Linked DNA regions of Homo sapiens: region 1 is linked to region 2. The links are chromatin loops, found by intact Hi-C in ENCODE. Cell type or tissue: dorsolateral prefrontal cortex. All regions are shown on one strand. Links, peaks and the distances in the headings refer to the core of each region. The heading gives the core; the rest is flanking DNA.

Region 1 (7,126 bases), core at 780-5,779, 190 kb before region 2:
AGAGCGCAGAGCGGAGCGGAACGTGGGCCGGCCAAGCTACCGCTCTTCGGAGAGAAAGAGCTCAGTCCGCGCTAGAGAGGACGCGGAAAAAAGCCCCTGAAAACCCACAGGTAGTTTAAATAAGAGACATGAAAACTCTGTTTTGGATTTGGGAGGTAAACCAATCTTTAAAACGAGTGCCTAGACATCTCCACGCCCTGCCAGGCAAGTTCGGAAATCTGCACTGACTTTTTCCACACGAGCTGTCCTACGTGAAAGAAAGAACCGGTAAAAGACCAGGCAGGGTCTCCAGACCCCTCCATTCTGAGCCCCAGCTCCCTTCATCGGGGCTGCGAGGCAAATGGGGAGACTCGGAACTCCCGCCACGATGAATAGCGATGGGTGAATAGGGCTGGGGTTCAAAGATCAAAGTTCTTTGATCTCTGGGCACAAACTAGGGAAAGCTGCTCAATCACGGGGTGCACCCAGGGTCGTTAAGAGCCCGCGGAGAAGCAGATTCCATCGGAGCCCTAGTCCCACACAACAGGGGGTACGGGCACCAAGGAGTCCTGCTGCAGCCGTCCAGCTCCCCCGAGGGCTGGGACCCTGCCGCGAGGGCCCGGCGGCTGCCTTCTGGGGTTCAGGGTTACCGGCCCCCTGCCCCCCTACCCCAGCCAGGGCAGATCTGCGGGAGCCTTCCAGCAGTTTCTTCCCTATATTCCTCCTCAGCCCCCTTTCCAACCACCTCCCTTTAGGACGATCCAGGGCTGGAAGCTGACTGGCCGCAGCCAAGAGAGGGACCCCGAAACACCGCCGAGGGGAGATGCTGCCCGCAAACAGTGCCCCAGAGCCCCTTGGTGGGAGCAAGACCTGGAGTCCGGGAATCGTTCTCCGAGTAGAGGAATCCCGGTGCCCAAGTACCAGATTCTACCGGGGCCTCTCTCCGCAACCCGCCCGAGCCCCCAGCCCCAGGAAGGAGGGCTATTTACAATTTATGGGTTTAGCGACCCTCCTCACCCGCCTCCCTTTCTTCGCACGCATTCATTCGCACCAAGGACACAGAGCCCCCGACCTAACCTGAAAGGGAAGCAGCCCCCGCTCTTGAAAGAGCAGCGAGGGAGGGCGAGCGAACGAACGCCCCGGACCTTACCCGCGCCCCGGCCCAGACCCGCGCCCCGGCCCAGACCCGAACCCGCGGAAGCGCCTCCGCTGATGCCCCCGCTCGGACTGCTGGAGCCGGGGCCGCTCCGGGTCCTCTCCCCTGCACGCAGCCCCAGGGCCACGGCTAGGAGCGAGGGCGAGGGGTCTCAGGCCCCGGCCCGCGCCGTCCAGGTCCCGGGAGGCGAGTCCTGCAGCGGCCGGACCCAGGGACAAACTTTCCCGGCGGGCGCCGCTTACCGTGTGCGCAGAGCAGGGCGCCAAGCAGCAGCGCGCCCCACTGCCGCCTCATGGTGCCGCCCGCGCCGCTCGCCCGGGGTCCCGCCGGCTCCCGCCGGACGGCGCGGCGGAGAAGCCCGCGGAGGGTCCCCGAGGGGGAAGCGTCCCGGGTGCACGGCGGCCTGCGCGCCCCGCAAGTCGCCCTCGGGCCGCCGCCGCCTCCAGTGCTGCCAGAGCCGACGCTGCCCCGCCAGGGGACCGGGAGGGGGTGTCCCGGGCCCGACCGCCCCGCCCCCCGCGCCGCAGCCCCGGCCACCGCCACCGCGCCTGGGCCCGCCCCCAGCGCCGGCCCGGCCCCTTCCCGCCCTCGGCCCCGGCTCCCTGGTCCCCCGACCCCACCCGCCGGCGCCTCCTGCGCGGGGCCCCGCTCCTCCTCAGGCCGCCCCCACATTCCTGGCCCGAGAGAGAGCCCCCTCCCTGTCGCTATTACTACTGCTTAAATTTCCCTAACTTAAAAAAAAAAAATTATCCTAGCAGCAAGTCTCGCCCCCGCTCACTCCAGCTCTATGCTTCAGACGAGCACCTGAGCTGACCCAAGTCGCCTGGACGTGACCCTGCCCCCGCCTACCGGCCCCAAGTCCAGACTTTTTTGATGTCTGCGAATACGCAAGGCTTGTGGATGCATAATCCTCTTGGGTCTTTATTGACATCAAACAAGGGACATCAGGGGGCCTGGAGTGCTGTATCTTAACTGGCGTTCTCACTGTCAAAATTCCTTTTCGGAGATTTTCTTCTCCCTGGCCTCCCCCGGTCTAGGCAGCGTTGTTCTAGGGCTAAATAATTCACCGACCCCCCCGCCCCTTTTCATTCACTCATTTCCTGAGATGGTTGTCTGGGTCCTGTTGCTCCAGCTCAGAGGCCCAGATTCGGCCCATACAGACTTAGTTCCTCCTTGCTGTCTTTGTAAATCACTGTTGTTAGCCTCTTCACCTTCTTTGACTTTCTGATCCTGACAAGGAAGGGAGGGGGTCAGGAAAGGAGTCCTCATGGGCAGCTGCACTCCCACAAAGCCCTCAGCCTCCTTCCAGCCCCAGTCTGTAGGTCCTTCCCTCAGATTTAACTTTTGATTTACTGCATAAAATCATAAACTTGTCTCTAGTCTTCCTTCCTTTTGTGGTCTACTCTCCCTAATGCATATTAATAATACGGATTAATTTCACCACCTTCCATTTTTCCAGGTTGAATCTTGTTTTGTTCCTTTTGCCCAAATGCCCAACTTTCTGATGGCCCAGTATATCGCTTTTTTCCCTCCCAGCTGATATGCCAGCATTTCTTGGGCTTGGATCATCTATGGATTTCATTAACTCACTTTCCTCACCAGTAAATAGAGTCAGGAAGACCCAAATGCCCCCTGTTAGCTGAGGGGAAAGTAATTTGGCATAGTGCAAAGTGGTTATTAGATTTCTCTAAATGGATACATTGACATTTCATCCTTGCTTGTTTTTTTCAGTACTTTCACTTCAAATTACCATCTTTTACCAAAGCTAACATGAACCATACTTTGCGACAGCAACAACAACAACATAAAAGATGTAAGGTGTTAACTCCTTGTTAGGCAGTAGTTTTCTATATCGTTTTGCCTGAAATTTTTATCCAGATGCAATGTGGTTGAACTAGCATCACCATGGTAACTATTACTGAAGCATTTTCTGGGTGTGTAGTTCTTCTTGCTGACTGAAGGCGGCAGTAGCGTCAGGTCAGGCTTACATGATCTTGGGGCTAGGCAAGACTGTCAACATTTCTGGCCTCGATCAGTTACCACAGCCTAAAATCCAAGGAGGAAAAAACGTCAAAAGTAGAGGCTGATTCCCCAGCATCCTCCTTCCCACCTCTCATTTCCTAATGCAGGTTTGGTTGGTCTCAGGGTTTCATATATGTTGCTTATGAAGACTTGCTCTTTTTTTTTCTTTTTTGAGACGGAGTTTCACTCTTGTTGCCCAGGCTGGAGTGCAATGGCGCCATCTCAGCTCACTGCAACCTCGGCCTCCCGGGTTCAAGCGATTCTCCTGCCTCAGCCTCCCGAGTAGGGTAGCTGGGATTACAGGCATGCGCCATCACGTCCGGCTAATGTATTTTTCGTAGACGGAGTTTCTCCATGTTGGTCAGGCTGGTCTCGAACTCCTGACCTCAGGTGATCCACCCGCCTCGGCCTCCCAAAGTGCTGGGATTATAGGCGTGAGCCACTCTGCCTGGCCGAAGACTTGCTTTTAAATCTGTTGGGAATGACCTTGGGATTCTGGAGACCATATTTTTTTCCAGCTGAAAACTAGGGACTTGTGGTAGAGCCAGTACAGTTGTCCCAAAGAAATCCAGGATAGGCAGTCCCCATACTTTCAATGTCAGGGGATTAAGAAGTTATAAACAGTTTCCACTCTGTATGCAAAGGACAGGTTCCTTTCCAGAGGCATGATTTGTGTTGTTTTTCTGGAATTGGAGAAGAAACGAGAGGCGGGCTGTCCCTGTCTGACTCAGCTTGAGAGACTGTTTCCTATGTGCATCCCAAGTCCTTCTCCACGGTTCAGCACAGTTCTGGTGCACAGAGTCATCCCTGGCTGCTGTGAGTCACTGGGAATATCAATGGGTAAGAAACTAGCTTCGTGCATAGTCCCTGTCTGGGTCACCCCCTAGGGTGAGTTAAGTCTTGGCTGTCAGAGACTGCTCTTGTGCCAGGAGTACTAAGCCATATTTATTTTTACCAGGCCTCTCAGACTTTCTTGTTTGGAGTGAGAGATCCTGAAAAGCAGGCCAGAATGGGCTGTTTGTCTCCCTTTCACTGTCCTCTGGGACATGCCCCTAGAAAAGTTGTAGGGGACTGCCAATTCCAGAGGGGTCTCAGAGGCGTTGGTTTCCTCAGAAACACCACCCCTTTCCTTCATCTTTCTAGAACAGCCCAGCATTCTTTCTTCCCAAGATCAGAATATTTCCCTGAATTAGACCATCACTAATGGTCTTTTCAAAGGAAACGCAGGGAGTGCTACGGAAACAAGATAGGGGTGGGCACTATTTTGATCCAACTGGGTTGGTAGAATTCTCTTATAACCCGGGAATCATTCAACAACCTGAATTTCTATATGTAATTCTTCTACAAGAGAATAAGGCCTGAAGTTTCACACTTCAACACAGTGGTTCTCAACCACAGGTGAATTGGCAGGCATGGGGCAACATCTAAAGACTTCCTTTCTTCCTTCCTTCCTTCCTTCCTTTCCTCCTCCTTCCCTCCCTTTCTCCCTTTCTCTCTTTCTTTTCTTCTTCCCTTTTATTTTATTTTATTTTGTTTTATGTTATTGAGACGTAGTCTTACTCTGTTGCCCAGGCTGGAGTGCAGTGGTGCAATGTAGGCTTACTGCAACCTCTGCCTCCCGGGTTCAAGCGATTCTTCTGCCTCGGCCTCCTGAGTAGCTGGCATTACAGGCATGCACCACCATGCCCGACAAATTTTTGCATTTTTAGTAGAGATGGGGTTTCACCATGTTGACGAGGCTGGTCTCAAACTCCTGATGTCAGGTGATCTGCCCACCTCGGCCTTCCAAAGTGCTGAGATTACAGGTGTGAGCCACCATGCTTTTTCTTTTAGAGACAGGGTCTCACTGTTACCAAGGCTGGAGTGCAGTGACTATTCACAGGCACAACTACAGCACACTGCTGCTTTGAACTCTTGGCCTCAGGTGATCCTCCTGCCTCAGCCTCCCAAGTAGTTAGAACTACAGGTGTGCACCACTGCACCCGGCAATTTTGGGGAGTTGATGTTACTGGCATCTAATGAATAGAGGCCAAAGATGGTGCTTAACTTTCAAAGATGGTGCTTAACTTTCTACAGTGAGCAGGGCATCCCCCACAACAAAGAATTATCCATCCCAAAATGTTAATAGTGCCAAGGTTGAGAAACTGCTTTAAAAGATTAAAACATGAGACTGCAAAGAATTACTCTATCTTATTTCCAGAATCACTTTCTTGTTGAAGGCAATGTGAATGGAGATAAGTTTTTGTTGTTGTTGTTGTTGTTGTTTTATTTTGTTTTTTGTTTTTTGAGACGGAGTCTCACTCTGGGCCCCAGGTTGGCCTGATCTCAGTTCACTGCAGTCTCTGCCTCTGGGCCCCAGGTTGGCCTGATCTCAGCTCACTGCAACCTCCGCCTCCTGGGTTCAAGGAATTCTTGTGCCTCAGCCTCTCCAGTAGGTGGGATTACAGGCATGTACCACCACACCTGGCTAATTTTTTTTTGTATTTTTAGTAGAGACAGGGTTTCACTATGTTGTCCATGCTGGTCTCCAGTGATCCGCTCACCTTGGCCTCCCAAAGTGCTGGGATGACAGGCGTGAACCACTGCGCCCGGCCAGTTCTTAAAACTTTAGAAGAGAAGGCACAGCTAAGGGGACTAATAGAATCCTATACCTATTTGCTTTAGAGAGGCTTAATTTCAGGATTCGCTTACTCAGTAACTACTTATAAAGGGTATATTATGCGCCAGGCACTCTGAGGCAATGATGAACAAATAAATATATTGGGTCCCTGGAACTTACAGTCTGATGGTTGAAGGGGGCTGCAAGTTTGCAGAAGCATTTAAAAAATGCTCCCACAAATGAATTTGAAGTTACAAATGTTAGAGGCTTTGAGGGAAAAGTACAGGGTTCTATGAAAGGAAAGACTGGACTTAGGTTTGGGGGTTCGAGGAAGGCCTGCCAGAGGCACTGACACCTAAGCTGAGTAAAAGCCATCAGGCTAGGAGTGGATGAGGCCTTCCAGGCAGAAGGAACAGTGTGTGCAAAGGCCTTGAGCCAGGAAAGACCTCATAGAATGTAAGGAAAAGTTTTACTAACTTTCAGCAACAGATTTGCTTTTATCTAGGTTCAGGGGGCTACTACTGAAGACCAGAAACAGTGAAAGCGTGAAAGCCTGAGAGAATAGTGTCATTTGCATTTCTGTGCTTTTTTAAATTGCAAACCCTCAAAACCTCCATTTCTTTTCTTTTTTTTCTTTTTTTGAGACAGAGCTTCACTCTGTTGCCAGGTTGGAGTGCAGTGGCGCGATCTTGGCTCACTGCAACCTCCACCTCCTGGGTTCAAGTGAGTCTCCTGCCTCAGTCGCCTGAGTAGCTGGGACTACAGGCAAGCACCACCACGCCCAACTAATTTTTGTATTTTTAGTAGAGACGGGGTTTCACCATGTTGGCCAGGATGGTCTCGATCTCTTGACCTTGTGATCCGCCCACCTCGGCCTCCCAGAGTGCTGGGATTATAGGCGTGAGCCTCCGCGCCTGGCCCACACCATCATTTCTAGTGCCAATATTTTTCATGTTCCAGCTCAGCAGTGGTTCTCCAGTCGGGATCTGGGGCATGTGGCTGATTCAGATCCCTGGCCTAACTTGGGGCACACCCTGATAGGTGGGGCTTTCTGGCCCATTTTCATCTCCTAGAAGCCTGATATTCACACACCGGGCACATATAGAGTCTCTGCAGCAAATAGCTCAGTATATCTTGCTTCTTTTAACAGTAAAGATATATTCAGAATGTTGGGGTAAACAGATCAATGAATAAATGCTCATTTGATAACAAATATGAATGAAGCATCTATGTAAATGGCCTCTCTGTTTTCACACTTGCCCCTTTATAATTTGTTCTCTGCACAGCAACCAGAGTGACTTTTTAAAAAATATAACTCATGGTCTGGCACAGTGGCTCATGCCTGTAATCCTACTACTTTGGGAGGCCAA
Region 2 (7,644 bases), core at 1,159-6,158:
CCTTCCACCTTTCTCATATGTCTTATTAGTTCTTTCAAACACTCAGAATGGATGGAATGATCCAAAATTGACTTGCTACATACTGGGGAATTTGGAAGGGACCTGTGTTTTGCTTAGCAGCCCTGAAACAATAGAATGGCCTTTTTTTTTTTTTTTTTTTTTTTTGAGACAGGGTCTCACTCTTGCCTAGGCTGGAGTAAAGTGGTGCTATCTCAGCTCACTGTAACCTCTGCCTCCTGAGTTCATGCGATTCTTGTGCTTCAGCCTCCTGAGTAGCTGGGACCACAGGTATGTGTTACCACGCCCTGCTAATTTTTTTTTTAATTAATGGGGTCTCACTATGTTGCCCAGGATCTCAAACTGCTGAGCTCAAGTGATCCTCCCTCCTTGGCCTCCCAAAGTGCTGGGATTACAGGCATGAGCGACTGTGCCTGATAATGGCCATATTTAAAGATATATTTTTTCCTCAGTCTCTGACTCTTCCTTGCTTAATCATCCTATTCTTTAATATACAAACCTATAACTTTGAGGAAAGAGAATCAGAGATTATTTCTCCCTACTTACCCATTTCATGGTGCGACAATGAGCACTCTTCTCCAAGCCAAGCATTTGATAAGCATTCATTGCTATGGGTATTTTACTGCCTTAAAGAAATCCACCCCAATTCCCTGCCGATTGATTTCTTAAGATCACAGAAGAAAGTGGAATGAATCCTAGAGAGGCCTTCAAGCTCCCTGACACCCATGGGGCCCACTCATCTCCACCCCCAATACTCCAATTTCAAAATCTAACACATTGTCCTTTTCTTAGTTCCTCAGTTCCCCGCCCTTCAGCTTCTCTTTGTTAGCCACTGGGTGGGTGTAACCAAACCTCAGTCACACTGTGGCCCCAGCAGCTGGGCTTCTCTCTCCCCCATTACATTGCAGACATTCTTTTCACATCATTTTGTCCTCTCTGCTGCATTCCCTACATTTGGCTTCATTCCCTCTGTGCAAACTTCTGTTTCAAGGGACAGCAGTTTGCCAAGGAGATGCTGGCAGAGAGGGTCCAGTTCTTTCCTTTCTATCTGAAGAGCCCAGTGTCATTCATTAGCATATGAGAAGAATGGTTGTAAATAAACATCAAATGAGGTTAACGAGCTGCAGCTCATCAATATTAATGAAGTCCACCTCACAGCCTTGGTATGAGGTACCAATGGCTCTAATCACAAGAAGCAGTTTCATAAGGCCCCAGTTACAGGGCAGGAAGGGTTAGATCCAGCGTGTTGAAATGTTTGTCATTTTATGACCCCAGGAATGCTGCAGGGTAAGGCAGTCTGATACCAGATCTGTGCTTGCAAACCCCTCTTGTGTTCAGTTTACATCTGTTTGTCTCAACAGGTGGAAGCCTAGGAAAAGGCTATATCTGCTAAGCCAGAATCTGGGGTGGGAATTCTCCAGGTCAACCTGCAGTTCCCAAATCAAAATGAAGTTCCAGAGTACCAGGGTTTGATCTCTCATTGCCCTTCCATCAGTTACCCCAGATAACCCAAACACTTGTTTCCAGTGTAGTGAAGGATGGTTTGAGGATCTAAGCCCAGCTTGGTAAGGAATGAAGAAACTCCCATTTCATGTAGCTCATGTGCCTGCCAGCCACCAGTTAAGTCCCTGTGCCTATTATTTAGAGGATTCAAAGAGTAACAAGGGCCAGGCATGGTGGCTCATGCCTGTAATCCCTACACTTTGGGAAGCAGATGTGAGGGGATCACTTAAAGTGAGGGGTTCCAGACTAGCCTGGGCAATATAGGGAGACCTCTCTCAAAAACAATAAATAAATAAAAATTTTAAAAGTAGTTGGGCGTGGTAGCCTGTATTCCCAGCTACTCAGGAGGCTGAGGTGGGAGGATCACGTGAGCCTAGGAGTTTGAGGCCACGGTGAGCCATGATCATACAACTGTACTCCAGCATGGGCAACAGACAGAGACTCTGTCTCTGAAAAAAAAATTTTTTTTTAATTAAAAGAAACAGTAAGTACAGCTATCATTTATTGAACACTTACTGTGTCCTAGGCATGGTACTAAACATTTTTGTTATATAATCCTCACAATAATCCCATGAAGGTATTCCCATTTTACAGATGAGGAAGTTGAAACTCACTGATTTGATGTCATGGGTCTAAGATCACACATCAGCAAGTGGCAGAAGAGGAGCTCAGATTTCGATCTGTCTAACTGCAGAGCCCATGCTCTTACTTCCTACCCTCTGTGGTATCATCTCAGAGCCAAGCACATAAAATGCAAGCTTTTGTGCTGCTCCTTTTCGTCAAAGATGTGTGTCCTCCAGTTTCAAGGGACTAAACACAAAGTAGTTCCCTGGAAGTAGAATCAGAAGGCTTTAGAATTAATTTTTTTAAGTCAAAGTGCCTCTTTGAAATTATTTTTAGAAAGGAAACTTTCATTAAATATGTTTTCCTTGATATATAAATTTGGGGTCAGAGGGATTAGGCTTTGAGAATATGTGTGTGTATGCATGACCCAGTCTGTGTTGATAGCCATGATACTGATTTATCCACCTTGTCACACTAGTTCCTTTTATGATTAAGCACACACCTTGCATGAGGTCAGTGACCATGGAACACAGGGAAACCGCTCCCATGGCTGATTTGAGCCTATGATCTTAGCCTCAATTACATTGTTTCAACAACTGAACGCCTGGTTTATTACTTAAAGTACTATCATTGTACTTTGTCTTAGGGGTGGGAAGGAGAACCGATCAAATTGTTGTTATCACAAAAGCTACACCTGATTGTTTGTAAAGAAGGACTTCTAGTGAAAGGATGAAAGTGAAACAGCTATTTCTCTTTCTTCTATTTTTCTCCTTGAAAATTCAGGGACCTAGGCCAAGACAGGCGGATCACTTGAGGCCAGGAGTTCAAGACCTGCCTGGCTAACATGGCAAAACCCCGTCTCTACTAAAAATACAAAAATTAGCCAGGCGTGGTGACACGCACCTGTAGTCCCAGGTACACGGGAAGCTGAGACACAAAAATTGCTTGAACCCAGGAGGGAGAGGTTGCAGTGAGCCAAGATCACACCACTGCACTCCAGCCTGGGTGATAGAGCAAGACCCTATCTCAAAAAAAAAAAAGAAAAGAAAAGAACATGAAAGAAAGAAAGAAAACTCAGGGACCTTACTTGGTAATTTTTACCTAGGCAAAATGCCCAGGAATGTTTCCACAGAATGGTACCCAAAGCCCACCCATGCAGGAGCCCTTCCTGCCACCAAGGTAACCAAGACTAGGAAGCAATTGAAACTGGGCCTTCCTTTCCCAGGCCTGTGGCTGTCAACTTGGCTCAGAAAGAGGCAGACTGATGACTTTGTCTCCTTACCCACTCACACTACCACACAGTTCTCATTTGAGCCTGGTCACATGGCTGTGCCTTCTTATGGCCAAACAAGGATACGCTGTTTCCCGTTCTTTGCACCCTGGGTTTGGCCTGAGCATCCTTAGATGAAACCATCAGGACCCCCAAACCTTGAAGCTTTTCCAGGGGCAAATTGCATGCAGGGGAAGGAGGGGCTGAGCTGTGTAGTGGAGCAGCGGATGGTGTGCAGTCGGGATGTTTGCAAGAGCCAAGGGGTTAGTTCATTGCTGCTTTGTATACTCAGGCACACCAGAAAACTCAGATTAATAGGCTGTTTATTCTTCAGCATGTTCCTTGAATCAAAGGCTCTGGATGGTATTATTAAAGAGTGTTTGTGAGAGCGCCCTGGAACACTCCTCCTGGGCTCCGCTCACTGAAGAGGAACGATTGAGTCCTTTCATTTCCTGGGCAGCATCCCTCTCACTCATTGCTCACTGTAGTATAAAGGTCTGTAGAACCTTTGTTAGAAACAGGATCTTTTGTTCTGTCCTTATGAGGTCCCATTACCTACAGCACCTTGATCTGTTGGAGTCTAATTATTTAATGTTCTTGTCTTTTGAGCTACCTGAACCTAATGAATGCAGTCCACTCTATCTCAGGGAGTTGTTTTGCTTTGGTTTTTTGCCTCTATTTGGCACCAGTTTCCTGTTTGGACAGTATTGCCTTTTATTTTCATGGTTTTTTTTCAAGGAGTTTGTCCAGGAGAGAAGGAGACATCCACCTGAAACCTACTCTGTGAAGCAAATGAATATGTTTTTTCTATTAGAAGATTCTCCTAAAATGTTCTGAAGTTTGTTCATATCTGGGAATTGAAGCACATTGAATTAAGAAAGAATTACTTCCTCCACCTCCACCCCTGCAATAGAGATTTATACTGGACAAGGTGGCAAAAAAAAATTAGGGGGAAACTGCTCGGTACAATTCCCCCCCAGTTCCCTTGGGGCAGCAGCGTGCTGCACATGAGGAATCACTGTACCTTGTTCCCCTGGCAGTGATACTTCTCTGTGGCCAGGCAAATACAGTAGTCCAGGCCTTCCACAACTTCTGCATGTGCGCATGTGCGCACACACACACAGACGCTCAAAACCATACCCCTCCTGGGCATCCCCTTAATAGAGGCATCCAGTATATTGCAAAGGTACTCATCACTATACACAGTGCAAATACTCAGCACTCGTTTATAGCAAACCCAGTATGAATAATTAGCAATAGTTTGGGATCTGGCACAACCCTTAATTACCACAACTAGAGGCCAGAAAATGAAATCAGGGTCATATATCTGAGGTTAGAACTCTAGAATCTGTCTGGCATCCTATAGCCCAAAGCACCACAGGGAGGTACACCTTGGAGCAATGGGAGCACTGTCATCCAGGAGACACTGTCCCCTCACTTTCCTCCAAAACCAGCACAGCTGTTTGCACGAGGGCTATCTGCCGTATATACAGTGAGACTAAGATATATATACACACCCTGGCGCTTCGCCTGATTTCTTCTGTGAAGTCCATCTGTTTATCCAGTTCCAGATCCCAAAAGGCAGTCACCAAAAACTAAATAGTGAGAAGGGACAGGCTTTTTTTTTTCTTTTTTGATAAACATGTTACAGTGAACAAAACAGATTTTGCAAACACATTCCATCTAGTAAATCTTACCTCACAGCTGTGTGAGAAGAGCTTGGAGGAGAGAAGGATGGGGAGCAGGAGGGTCTCAGGACTTGATTGGAGAATTAGAAAGTTCAGAAACCCACAAGGGTGGGACAGTTCAGTACTATCTACTTTTTTTTTTTTTTTTTTTTGAGATGGAGTCTCACTGCGTCGCCCAGGCTGGAGTACAGTGGCACAATCTCAGCTCACTGCAACCTCGGCCTCTTGGGTTCAAGCGATTCTCTTACCTCAGCCTCCTGAGTAACTGGGATTACAGGCGCCGGCCACCATGCCTGACTAATTTTTGTATTTTTAGTAGAGACAGGGTTTCACCATGTTGGTCAGGCTTGTCTTGAACTCCTGACCTCAAGTGATTCGCCCACCTCACCCTCCCAAAGTGCTGGGATTACAGGCGTGAGCCACCGCCCCTAGCCTATCTACTTCTTATAGGGTGATAATTGGCCTTTTCCCTTCATTCTAGCCCCTCATCCTAAACCTGGAATCTGTGATGGGCTCACCAAAAATGAAGATCTGGCTGCAGACTTTGGCTTCTTTCACTGAAAAGCTGATCTAGCCAGACTTTATCTTCAAAAGACAGGCCCTGCACTTCTGATGTTCCCTGAGCCTCTCCCACTGAGCCTACTCTCGTCCACTGTAGCCATGATGCTCTCTGGATTCAGACAATGGTGTGTTGTCCCAGAACACTGTATCTGGCCTGTCTGTGCTTCACATCTACCCCTTTGGCTAGGAAAATGAGGGACAGAGCTCACATCAGTAACTTGGATTCTGAGGACCGAGGACAAGCAGAAGAAATTGACCTTTTGCCTCAGAGGTGGCTGGATGTTTGTGTGTCTCTCTTCGATGTCAAATTGGCTCACTGAACCACTCAAGAGTTGTTTTTTAAAAATGTTCTGCTCACTCCTCATTTGCGGGTCAGATGCTTTGGATAATCCAGTGGAATTCTCTCTGCTTCACTGCTGGTTGCTGCCAGACACAGAGTGCTAAATCCTGTCAGTCGGTGACTTGAAATGATGATGTGTGAAACAGTGCTGCGATTTGGACATCCTGCACTCATTTGCATGGACTCCTTTGCCAGTTAACCACAGTAGTGAAATGGGGCAGCCTGGGGCAGCTTCCACAGCCCTTGCCTTATCTTTCCTCAGTGTCCCCACCCTCCCCCATGGCAGTATGTAGCTCCAGTAATTGGTAAGGCTTGGAATTCTGTTTCATTTAATATTATTCCCTTCCTAGGCATCATAGAGCAATTTCTTTAACATGCTAGATTGCAACATGCCAGAGACAGAGAAATAGCATTTGTGTGCAGAATGGAGAGGCGGGAAGCAAAACACTCTTGTTGCTGATTCCCATCTCCCGGTCTTTGCCCTTCCTTCTTTCCCTAGATTGCATGGCTGGCTGATTCTCATCTGGTGAGTTCTCAGCTCAAATGGTACGTTCTCAAAGATGAGCCTGGCACAGCCATCTCATGTGGTCCCACCCTCAGTCACTGTGTATCACACCACCCTGCCTGATTTATGTCATTGCTCTCCTCACTTCCTAAAAGTATTTCTTTCTTTGTTACTTTTTATTCTCTGTCTCCCCAACCACTGCCTCCACACATACACACTAGAATGTAAGTACCATGAAAATAGGGATTTTTATCTGTCTTATCCCTTGCTGTTTCCCCAGAATCTAGCACAGTCCCTGGCATACCTTTGACACTTAGTATATTGACTAAATAAGTAGCTAAGAATGTAGCAATTAAGAACTTCTAAAGCAAATATCCATGGTTACTATCAGGAAATAGTAAAGGCAGACAGACAGAGAGTTTGAGGAATGGAATGAGAAGACATGATTTCTTATACTGATTTTAATAATGGTCTTAATTACAAATTGAATACGTTAAGTCAAAGATCACAATATCGAGTCGCTCTTCATTTCTTCTGACTCAGACTAAACTGCCCCTTATTGAGTAGGTTAGGTCAGGGTCATAGAGACCAAGTACTACAAACTTCCTGGCCAAACTGGCATAATTGATGCCACAAAGTATGCCCACTTCCAGATTTCCACTGGGTGGTGCCTGGCTTTGCTTTCCTTAGGGCAGTTGCCAGAAGAAACTGGCACAATTTAAAGCAGTTTAAAGCCCAGCCTGGGTATCTTCATCTAGCCTTTATTATATTCTTGCCTGCCTCCAGTTCCCAAAAAGACTGCATTCCTGTCTGCAACTCCAGGGCCCTGAAGCCCCTTCAGTCATGAAAGCCATGGAGGTGGGTTAGCCCTGATCCACCCAGCGTGAGACAGTATGACCAAGAGAACACATCTTTTTTTTTTTTTTTTTGAGACAGAGTCTAGCTCTGCCGCCCAGGCTGGAGTGCAGTGGCGCAATCACGGCTCACTGCAAGCTCCGCCTCCCGGGTTCACGCCATTCTCCTGCCTCAGCCTCCCGAGTAGCTGGGACTACAGGCGCCCGTCACCACTCCTGGCTAATTTTTTTGTATTTTTTTAGTAGAGACGGGGTTTTACTGTGTTAGCCAGGATGGTCTCGATCTCCTGACCTCGTGATCTGTCCGCCTCGGCCTGAGAACACATCTTTAGTCCAGCAGA

The links. A loop is a pair of places that touch in the nucleus more often than their neighbours do. Peaks named below come from ENCODE experiments on the same cell type or tissue, not always from the same donor. Only the 100,000 strongest peaks of a DNase experiment are listed, where the experiment ranks them.
Region 1: it touches region 2 in a loop (2.6-fold over the local background); 3 of 110 quality-filtered maps call a loop at or near these places.

Annotation. Positions count from the first base shown.
Region 1 is chr11:46,916,951-46,924,076 of GRCh38, forward strand. It overlaps LRP4 (LDL receptor related protein 4), which reads right to left and starts at 1,600. Exons shown (of 38, transcript NM_002334.4): 1 at 1,378-1,600. The coding sequence starts at 1,429. RefSeq lists enhancers at 1-661, 1,825-2,329, 3,024-3,525, 3,526-4,025 and silencers at 1,165-1,334, 1,345-1,524, 1,535-1,764. In dorsolateral prefrontal cortex, for the core only: CTCF peaks have their summits at 3,067 and 3,269; a DNase peak (open chromatin) is centred at 1,656; H3K4me3 peaks cover 1,223 bases; H3K27ac peaks cover 3,863 bases; H3K27me3 peaks cover 429 bases.
Region 2 is chr11:47,103,530-47,111,173 of GRCh38, forward strand. All of the region lies in intron 3 of CSTPP1 (centriolar satellite-associated tubulin polyglutamylase complex regulator 1), which reads left to right. Among named protein-coding and RNA genes, the nearest start is that of ARFGAP2, 70 kb to the right of the region's middle. In dorsolateral prefrontal cortex, for the core only: no CTCF peak of the experiment used is centred there; DNase peaks (open chromatin) are centred at 3,432, 4,852 and 6,076; H3K4me3 peaks cover 1,327 bases; H3K27ac peaks cover 4,702 bases.